Regions from separate parts of the Homo sapiens genome. Here region 2 is linked to region 1. Evidence: chromatin contacts called from ENCODE Hi-C or POLR2A ChIA-PET data. All regions are on one chromosome and are shown on one strand. The core of a region is the stretch at or near the end of the contact, and the rest is flanking DNA. Distances in the headings are between cores, read along the strand shown.

What was found. A loop is a pair of places that touch in the nucleus more often than their neighbours do. ChIA-PET counts read pairs that join two places held with the same protein, here RNA polymerase II (POLR2A).
Region 2: a map of PC-9 shows a loop between it and region 1 (2.9-fold over the local background). The contact joins two enhancer-like sites. A Hi-C loop is called at or near these places in 6 of 168 maps with a recorded cell type or tissue (Calu3, GM12878, PC-9 and 3 more). POLR2A ChIA-PET finds 5 or more read pairs at or near these places in 1 of 52 experiments (activated T-cell).

What each region holds. Positions count from the first base shown.
Region 1 is chr7:142,024,385-142,029,527 of GRCh38, forward strand. MGAM (maltase-glucoamylase) reads left to right here. Exons shown (of 71, transcript NM_001365693.1): 8 at 666-765; 9 at 2,731-2,843; 10 at 3,226-3,351. Among named protein-coding and RNA genes, the nearest start is that of MGAM, 31 kb to the left of the region's middle. Within about 2 kb of position 1,672, at least 2 of the 41 ENCODE cell types and tissues checked have a DNase peak (open chromatin) inside an H3K27ac peak, as active enhancers do; they include PC-9, where a contact is called at or near this core.
Region 2 is chr7:142,101,723-142,106,748 of GRCh38, forward strand. MGAM (maltase-glucoamylase) reads left to right here. Exons shown (of 71, transcript NM_001365693.1): 69 at 908-957; 70 at 1,547-1,717; 71 at 4,092-5,025. The coding sequence ends at 4,169. Among named protein-coding and RNA genes, the nearest start is that of MGAM2, 7.5 kb to the right of the region's middle. Within about 2 kb of position 3,294, at least 5 of the 41 ENCODE cell types and tissues checked have a DNase peak (open chromatin) inside an H3K27ac peak, as active enhancers do; they include PC-9, where a contact is called at or near this core.

The sequences.
Region 1 (5,143 bases), core at 422-2,921:
GTCTGGGCGACAGAGTGAGACCCTGTCTGGAAAAAAAAAAAAAAAAATCTGCATTTAACTAAAATGCCCATGTAGTTTGCAGATACACCAAATTTTGAGAAACACTTTTCCAGAGCAATAGTTATCAAATGTGACTACATGTTGAAGTTACCTGGGGAAGTTAAAAAATAACAGCCATGTCTGCTTCTACCTCTAGGGATTCTGTTTTAATTGGTCTGGGGTGCAGTCTAGGTTGAGAACTCCTGTTCTGGAGTCTCAAAGACAAGCCTAGACTAGAGCTCCATCTAGTTACCTGATTCATATTAAAGCATATTGATGGAGCTTTTGCTGATGAGGTTAAGTCAGGTTAAGACAGGCCTCTTTGAGAGGGCAGTTTTTCTGAATTACATTTTAAAAATTCCTATCCTCTTACCTTCTAAAAAATATCACAGCCTTCACATTCCTTCTAGATGAATGATAATAGCTGGCTCATTCTGTAAGAAAACATGAGTTCACTTGGTTAACATCAACTAGATATAGACCCCATCTTTTAAAAATGTGTCTTTATGACCCTGAATGTCCTGTCAATTAGTTGCATGATTAAGACTGATTTCCTAAACCAACCCCACAGTGTGATGCTGAGACTTCTTAGTTGTAAATTTTGGTTTTTAATTCTCTTTCTGCAGAACGGAACTAATTTGTATGGTGCGCAGACATTCTTCTTGTGCCTTGAAGATGCTAGTGGATTGTCCTTTGGGGTGTTTCTGATGAACAGCAATGCCATGGGTAAAGGAATATTCATGGAAAAAACAAGCACAAGAGTGATTTTCAGTCCCTTTCTTACAGCACTATGATAAAAGGAATGGATCCCTTTAAGAGTGACTGAGCCATAGTGTAGGGAGGGCCTTATAGATTCTCTAATTGTGCTATCCCTACTTCATTACCTATTGATCCATGGTAGCCATGAGTAGGGGATTTTCTCCAACTTATGATTTTCCTGAATCTGGTGGCCTCTGTTGGAATATTTTCTATTATCAAGTTAAGGAGCTCACCCTTCCCTATAATTTACTCTGAGATAGTTTCCACCAATGTGTTCTTCTCCGTCTTCAGCCCTGTAGTCAGTAGATCCCAGTGGCAATGAATTGCCATAGGGGAAGAGAAGATGTATCAGAATCTCCCAGGATTGATGGTGGGCATAGGGTATTGATCCATACCTTTTCTTAATTGAGAGTCATCGATTCAATCAGTGCTCCTCAAAGTGTGGTCCCTGAATGGGTCACAGACTGTTTCAGGTCTATAGTAAGATGAGTATAGAAATGGCGAGTAAGCAATGCTGTAGCCTCCACACGCACACATGAACCTTTTTCTAGTAATTAATTTTCATATTATTTTATGAAAATATCAGCTTGCAGTGAAATGGAAATTAAACAAAATAAAGATCTGATTCTCCACCACAGATATCCGAGAAGCACTCTAAATGATCTAACATGATTCTAGGACATCTAAGAGATGAATCTAAGACGATTCTAATAGAATCTTAGATGGTCCTAAGGTACTTAAAATACCAAATAACCTAAGAATAGACTGAGATAATATAATAGAAAGACTGTACAGTTTTAGATAGGTGAAAGGAACCAGAAAATAAGATGAGTCAGACTTAGTGGGAAAGGCCACAAGATCCTAGATACTCTGTATGAGTTGTTCCTATGACCAAAGAGTACATTGCAATATTTCTTGAGGCATTTTATTCCTAGATACGAATCAAGGTAATGACACAACTTTTAAGAATGGTGATTGGCACATAGAAGGGTTTTGAATTTATGATACAATTTCTGACTTTTTTTTTTTAGTTTGGCTTTTGTTTGAGGTGAGATTCACTGAGGTTAGTTACCTCCATGTCTAGTTGAATTATATTCTCACAATAATGACGGGGTATGTGGTGGGACATGTTCTGTGGTTATGAAAGTCAGAGAGGAGAAACTTTTCCTCTAACCTCTTAGGGTTAATTCTTGGGAGGCTGCAAATTAAACTGGCAAAAAGGTAGATTAGCAATAGAAAAGACAGAATTTATTTACACATACAATGCACATACACACAGCAATTCTCAGTGATGAGTAACTCAAAGCAGAGATTAGAACTTGGGGCTTCTATACCATCTTAATTAATAGGTGAAAGGGAATGGGGAAAGACACTTAGGAGAGAACAAATGACATTTTGGAAAGATAAATGGGCCCTTAGGAGAGTAGGTGGGAGGATGTGATAGTCTTGTAACACTGTTTATCTGGGAATGGTGCCTGTTGTCTCAGAGAAGACTAGAGGTACTCCTTGGAGCAGATTTATGACAATTGCTTTTTATTGAGTTCTTTTGGGAGGCTCTGATTTTAGCACATCAGGGATTTCAGTAACTTAAATGCCTTTGGTCCAAAATAATTTTTTTATGTCACAGTGGCTTATTCTGGACCCCTTCATAAGCCTGGCTGCTTTTTCCCCAGAACCTGGGGCCTGGCACAAGACACTAAGACACTCCAGTCAGTATTATTAAAATCTGTCACAGAAAAAATGCCTTGGCTGCCATGTGCTGTGAGGGTGGACTTGGATGGTCAGGGTTTTCACTTGGTATTCAAAATGTGAGGCACTAGGGTCACCTTGTTAATGTTCACATGGTTAGTGATCCTGTGTTATTTTAAAACTTGTAGTTACTATTCAAGAATCAATTCTGATTTTTATTTTCTTCATTTTTAACCTTTCAAGAGGTTGTCCTTCAGCCTGCGCCAGCCATCACTTACCGCACCATTGGGGGCATTCTCGACTTCTATGTGTTCTTGGGAAACACTCCAGAGCAAGTTGTTCAAGAATATCTAGAGGTAAACTTAGGATGTCAAGATTATGACTCAGGAAATCCTAAACAGCAAATATTTTAAAAAAGTAAAATTCATGTGCAAGTGTGACCCACAAAATCTGCTGTTACAAATTTGAGATATTAAAGAACAGATTTCATATATGCAATGGAAACTTGCTGTATAGCATTTTTATGTTATAAGAAGGTGAGAGAATATAAAGGTGCCCCAAACATGGCCCTACCCTCAAACATTTATGAAGGGGCTGGAAAAATAGACTAACATTCTAACATTAATGAATCAGTGCATTGGGAAATGGACTATGTTTGGTGCTCTGAAAGCAATGCTTCGAAAAATTTTTATTAAAAACAGAGTATTTGCTAATTTTCACTTCACATATTTCTTTCAGCTCATTGGGCGGCCAGCCCTTCCCTCCTACTGGGCGCTTGGATTTCACCTCAGTCGTTACGAATATGGAACCTTAGACAACATGAGGGAAGTCGTGGAGAGAAATCGCGCAGCACAGCTCCCTTATGTAAGCAAGGTTTTCAACAGTTCTCCAAAAGTAAAGAAATTCCCTTGAAGAAAAAGAAAAACTGTTTATATTTTCTCTCCCTGAGTTTAATTGATTTATTTATTTGGTAATGAAAGGAGTTTTAGATATTCAGAATACTAGACATTTTTTTTTTTGTTGGACCAGTAATTTTTTCAAGGAACCATTGTTCTTTATAGTATGAAATAGATTGGGAGACCATAATTATGTGTTGGGAGGCAATCTGTTTTTGTCTCTATTTTTCTTATTATGTATTTTATTAGTAAACTTTTTTTGTGCTTACTGTATTGACTACATTTTACAGGTGTTTTTATTTGAGTTTTCAAGGCATTTGTCTCTTTAGCTTGAATTGTAGCATTTTAATGCTTCTCAGTATGGATTTTCTTGCCTTACACATGTTCTTGGTTTGCTTTGACTCAAAAGTGTCATGGCAGGGACTTACCATAAAAGTTGTATCATATTTTCAGAAATTCCTCTAAGATTCTGGCATAAGATTTCATGTCTAAATTCTTAGGTTCTTAGGTTTAGTGTCAGGTCAAGAATGATGCAGATCCCCAGGCTCCCTACCTATGTTTTAACAGATATTTTAAAGAGGAATTGAGGAAGTGGAGTAGTTCTAGACCCCATGAATTTAGTTCAAACTAATTATATTGCTAGAACAACCATGAGCCATCTGGGTTAGCATCATTTTTTTTCACAGATAGTAAATTGAGGCTGTCAGGGGAAATACTATGACCAAGACCACATAGGTAATTGATGACAGAACAAATACTGCATGTGACTACATGGATGTGAAAAATAATACAAGTTTCAGGTCCATGTGTTTTTACATTGATATTTTGATTACTATTAAATTGGGAATAAGCAAAATTTGCCTTTCTCTTTAGAGTGGTCATTTTGCCATTGAAGCTGAGCTTCAGTAGACATTTTGTAATTTGACGGAAAGATAGTCCATAAATATGATGTGTAAAAGAAAGTGCTTAATGGAATTGAGATTCAAAAAGCCTAGGAACACTGAGGAGATGGGGGAAGCAGAAAGTCAGGGCAGATAAAGACGTTTGGGTGGATGAATTCACTCTCAATTTGGCTGCGAGTCCCACTACTCATTCTCCAGCATGACGTGTCTTTATGCATGTGGGGGTGGGTTGGGGGAGGGATAACAGAAAAAGTGGTAAAAGCAGGACTGAGCCAAAGGACAATTAACACAGCCACCATAATAATGAGTGCTACAACGTGGTGAACTCTCGTGGCAGGCAGTGTGCTACATGCCTTCTTTAGTTATCTCAGCAACTCCATTTTACTATTAGAATTCCATTGGCTGGGCACAGTGGCTCACACTTGTAATCCCAGCACTTGGGAAGCCAAGGCAGGCAGATCACGAGGTCAGGAGTTCGAGACCAGCCTGGCCAACACAGTGAAACCCCGTCTCTACTAAAAATACAACAACAACAAAAAAATTAGCTGGGCATGGTGGCAGGTGCCTGTAATCCCAGCTATTCGGGAAGCTGAGACATGAGAATCACTTGAACCCTGGAGGTGGAGGTTGCAGTGAGCTGAGATCGTGCCACTGTATTCCAGCCTGGGCAACAGAGCTAGACTCAGTCTTGAGGGAAAAAAAAGGACTCCATTTAAGATTAGAAATCCCATTTAATATTAGAAAACTAGGGGAACTAGTTTTCAAGCCCAGATCTCTAACATCATAGAGGTCATCTCTTTTTTTATGCCATTTTCCTTACTTATAGATAGACATTTCCTTTTTAAGTGATCCAGGAAA
Region 2 (5,026 bases), core at 2,044-4,543, 79 kb after region 1:
TGCAGAAACCCCCTCTCTACTAAAAATACAAAAAAATTAGCTGGGCATGGTGGCACATGCCTGTAATCCCAGCTACTTGGGAGGCTGAGGTAGGAGAATTGCTTGTACCCGGGAGGCGGAGGTTGCAGTGAGCCGAGATCATGCCATTGCACTCCAGCCTGGGCAACAAGAGCGAAACTCTGTCTCAAAAAAAAAAAAGAAAGAAAGAAAGAAAAGAAAAGTGAAAGAAAAAGAAAGGGGCCAGCACACAGGAAAGAGTGTGACAGCCACGAGGGCAGGGTGTAGGATGGGAATACTTGAAACCAAGCTATTGACTAGTTCACCTTCACCGGCTGTGCTGAACTTCATATTCTTCCTAGGCCTGTGGCACACATTTAGGATAAAGGACAAAGAAGGCTTTTCTTTGATCATCTTTGTTCTCTGGAGATCACATTTTTAAATTTGCCTAATACCTCAAGATAAACCCACCAAGACACCAGTGTTGGTGTTTGCATATGTATATGCATATAAATGTGTGTGTGGAGATGTGTACATACAGCAAAAGAAACCTGGAAATTCTGAGCTGGTTAGGAAGATGCTGGGATGGTAGACCACAAGGAAGAGAAGTGACTTAAAAATGGTGTCAGGAAACTGTGTTATATGAAGTGACTCTGTCAGACAGATGTGTCTATACACATTCATTTCAAGCATTTTGTGTAAACTGAGTGTGGGTGCAGGGTTTGATTAGTCTCCATAAAGAGCACTTACATTTTAAAATAGAACACTCAAAAGACAGAAATAAAAACAAAGATAAGCCTTACTCTCTCAAACAAGACAAGTAGGCAATTAGAACAGCATTTATATATTCTATAGCATAGAGTTCTACAGCACAGGTCCAGGCCATGTTTATCTTGTTTTTTGTTTGCAGATACCTATGGGAAAGGACTCTATTACTTGGCCAGCTTTTCTGCCAGCCAGGTGAGTGTGATTGATATGAAGTGAGAATAGGGTTCCACTGGCTTAGGAGGGTGCTGAATATCGTAAGGGCATAAAATACCACCTAGAATTTCTTCATTGCTCATCTTGCTAATTCACATTCTTCTACTTCTCTAGACTTCCGGTGGAAATTTACTATGCTCCCAGGAGGCTTTCTGCAATTAAACCTATCCACATCTCATCAGTAATGATCATTATTCTAGTTTACCATGTTACAGGTGGACGGGCAGTTTCTGTTATCTAGCCCTTGTTCCTGAGTTGCCTTGGAATGGTCTGCACATTTTGGGATTCCTCCACCTGTAGAATATAAGTATCTTAACAGCTGAGACTTTTTGTCTCCTGTAGAGTTCAGGGCAGTGCGAAAGACCCTGTAGCTGCTTGTCAATGCAAAGTGGATGGGAGTTGGCAATAGGCCATAGAGTGATGAAATCATGATTTCCATGATCCAAAGTTACAAGATGGTGACTCTGAAGTTGTCTTACTTTATGACCTACATTTGTGCCTAAAAAGAGGTTAGAAAAATTTGAACTAATTCTGCTATTATATTTTTCTTTTATCTCCAATTCAACAGAATACGATGCAAAGCCATATAATTTTCAACAATTACATCACTGGTACAAATCCTTTGAAACTGGGCTACATTGAAATCTGGGGAGTGGGCAGTGTCCCCGTTACCAGTGTCAGCATCTCTGTGAGTGGCATGGTCATAACACCCTCCTTCAACAATGACCCCACGACACAGGTTTGTGACCAGCAAAAAGTGCGAATGGTATTCTCCACCCTTAATATGCCTAGTGCAGTGCCTGACTGCTTCCCTTCCAAATGATGCCCTCTCCTGCCAGGCCCTCCGGGAATCCCTGAGTTTTCCATGTGTTAGGAATGGACCACGTGGAGATGAATGAAAAATCATGGTTTATCATCATTTGGAATCCATGGCCTGGATTCTTACTTTCCATGTTTGTCTTCTTGTCTGCAAACCTATGTAAAACTTTGTCTTGACTCCCTCACCTCTGCCTCAGAGATCAACTTCCCAAACAGGTTGGAACTATCATATTTTATCAAATATGATACCATCAGTGAAAATTGCTTCATTATTTCATGTGCCACAAAGAAAGAAAAAAGGATGACAAAACTATGATAGAATGCTTCCTTATCACTCAATTTTTTTTTTTTTTTTGAGACGGAGTCTCACTCTGTTGCCCAGGCTGGAGTGCAGTGGCATGTGATCTCAGCTCACTGCAAGCTCTGCCTCCCAGGTTCATGCCATTCTTCTGCCTCCCAAGTAGCTGTGACTGCAGGCGTCTGCCACTATGCCCGGCTAATTTTTTGTATTTTTAGTAGAGACAGGTTTTCACTGTGTTAGCCAGGATGGTCTCGATCTCCTGACCCTGTGATCCGCCTGCCTTGGCCTCCCAAAGTGCTGAGATTACAGGCGTGAGCCACTGTGCCCAGCCTCAGATTTTTATAATAAACTTATAGAAAGTTTTTGAAACTTCTTTAGCCATAAAGTTTTACCTATATATTTCAATATTGTAAGTGATAATATGGAGGAAAATGTTGAGTGGAGATACATTGATGATTCTGCCTCAACGTAATTTAAAAGAGGTAGACCCTAAATGTGAAGAAGCACTAGAAATAGCTTAACCAACTTGTATCGTATTTAAATTGTACTATTTAAATTCATATTAAACTGTTTTATTATTTAGTTTATTGTATTTATTATTATTTAGAAGAAAAATATGTGTTACAAATTGGTTAAGATATTTCCTCTGTACTGCAAAAGGTGTTGGTGATTCAGCATTTTATAAAAATTCTTCCACTAGTGTCTATGAAGTTTTTTTCCTGAGCCACTAACACACTTTATATACATTTTCATCCTAGTGCTTTCTTGATCTTACTAAATATTCCTTCCTGTAATAATCCTTAAATGTTTTCAGCCCATCCATTCATAACACAGTAATAGCAATGAAGCTTACACAGGCACAGACAATAACAATTATGCCATGAGTGCTGCTTGGCTCACAGTAATTCTATGGTTGTCGATTACAAGACACGCTCTTGTCAGATGAATGTTAAATATGTGAAAAATCTGTACCTTGGGATTAATGCTGTGTAGTGGTCCTGACACTTATCATCCCGATGGTAAATGAAACTTTCTTCCTTGTGTGCTTACTTATTATTTTTTTTCCTGAACTTTTTTCTTTCATAATCCTTCCTGATGATTAAGCCTGAAACAAAAGTTTTCTTTCAGTTTTGCATTCTTTACAGTTATTTCCTCATACTTGTGGTTTTCTTGTCAACAACTTCCCCAACTATACCATAAAGGACTTTGCCCAATCCTGTTGCTGACCAGCTCAGGGACAGACATGCAAGCTGATGAGGGCACATGCAGTGAAAGCTTCTTGACAGCATCTGCCTAGGAAGAAGCAGGAATAGTGGACTCTTGCTGGGCAAACACTGGGGTGCTATAGTGGAATAGGAGAAGGAGGAAACAGAAGGATGGTGCCAAGGAAAATCAACACCTCAGTAGAATGGAAAAGAGGGCATTCTCTCCAGTTTGTGCAGTTGTTTCTCTTCAGCGGTTGCATATTGAACATTTTTTTTTTTTTTGACTGAGTCTCACTCTGTTGCCTAGGCTGAAGTACACTGGTGCAATCTTAGCTCACTGCAGTCTCCGCCTCCCAAGTTCAAGTGATTCTCCTGGCTTAGCCTCCCTAGTAGCTGGGATTACAGGCACCTGCCACCACGCCTGGCTAATTTTTGTATTTTTATTAGAGCTGGGGTTTCACCATGTTGGCCAGGCTGGTCTCAAACTCCTGACCTCAAATGATCCACCCACCTGGGCCTCCCGGAGTGTTGGGATTACCGGCGTGAGCCACCGCACCCGGCCCATATTGAATTATTTAAAGGCCCATCTCTACCACTGAATAATCTTTGTACTCTAAAAAATTAGAAAACACCCTTCTCATCTGAAACTTTGAAGGCAGTCTTTTAACTAGACAATACAATGTAGAAGTATTAGGGGGTTATTTGGACTGGATACTTGCACCTGATTTATTTGCATGCAGGAAATTTCAACACCGGATGCCCAATTCTTTTCCTTTGGTTCCTAACAGGTATTAAGCATCGATGTGACTGACAGAAACATCAGCCTACATAATTTTACTTCATTGACGTGGATAAGCACTCTGTGAATTTTTACAGCAAGATTCTAACTAACTATGAATGACTTTGAAACTACTTATACTTCATACTCATAAAAATTATTGTGTGTTGCTAATTTGTTCATACCCACTATTGGTGAAATATTTCTGTTAATTTTGTTATATGTTTTTTGTGTGAACCCTAAAGGTTAAACCTTAGCCCTGTGGGATAGGCAGTTAGGGAGGTGTGGAAAATCTATGCATTACCTTAATGTCTCTGTGTGGTTAGTATGGTAGTGACTGTTCATCATATGACATTTACTGAAGATGAACTGGGTCCATGATGAAGTGTGTGTATGTCCACGTTTGTAATCATAGAATGGACCCCATTCTTTTGTTAAATACACAAGAGAAAGCTTTCTGTGACAGTTCCAGGTCTTGAAGCTAATCAGCATCTCAAGAAAGTATCCAGAAAGAACATCTGCTAGTTGGTTATAGGCGGTGGGAGGAATAATATACCTAATTGGTTATAGGTGGGGGGAGCATGATAAGCAAAGAAAAGGCAAACACAAGGAAAGATCAGATGAAACAGAAGATGATAGTAAAAGTGATCCTAAGTAAGAACATAATGTAAAATTGTCAGCAGCCTCATGGGGAGGAAAAAGGAAGAGTCAACTCACTTGAAGAAGAGGGTCTTGAGAAATCCTTAGCATAAAGGGCTACTGGTGAGATTGAGATCTGAGCAGGCAAAGCTCAAAAGAGAGTTTGGAGGTTAAAAATAATTTATTTTTGCAGTAGTGTGCTTTGAAATGTGTAAATCTTATTTCTAATGTATACAACCACATTTCACATAAAAATATGCAATTTATATGCCAGATAAAAATAAAACAAGTGAATTTGCAAGTGAT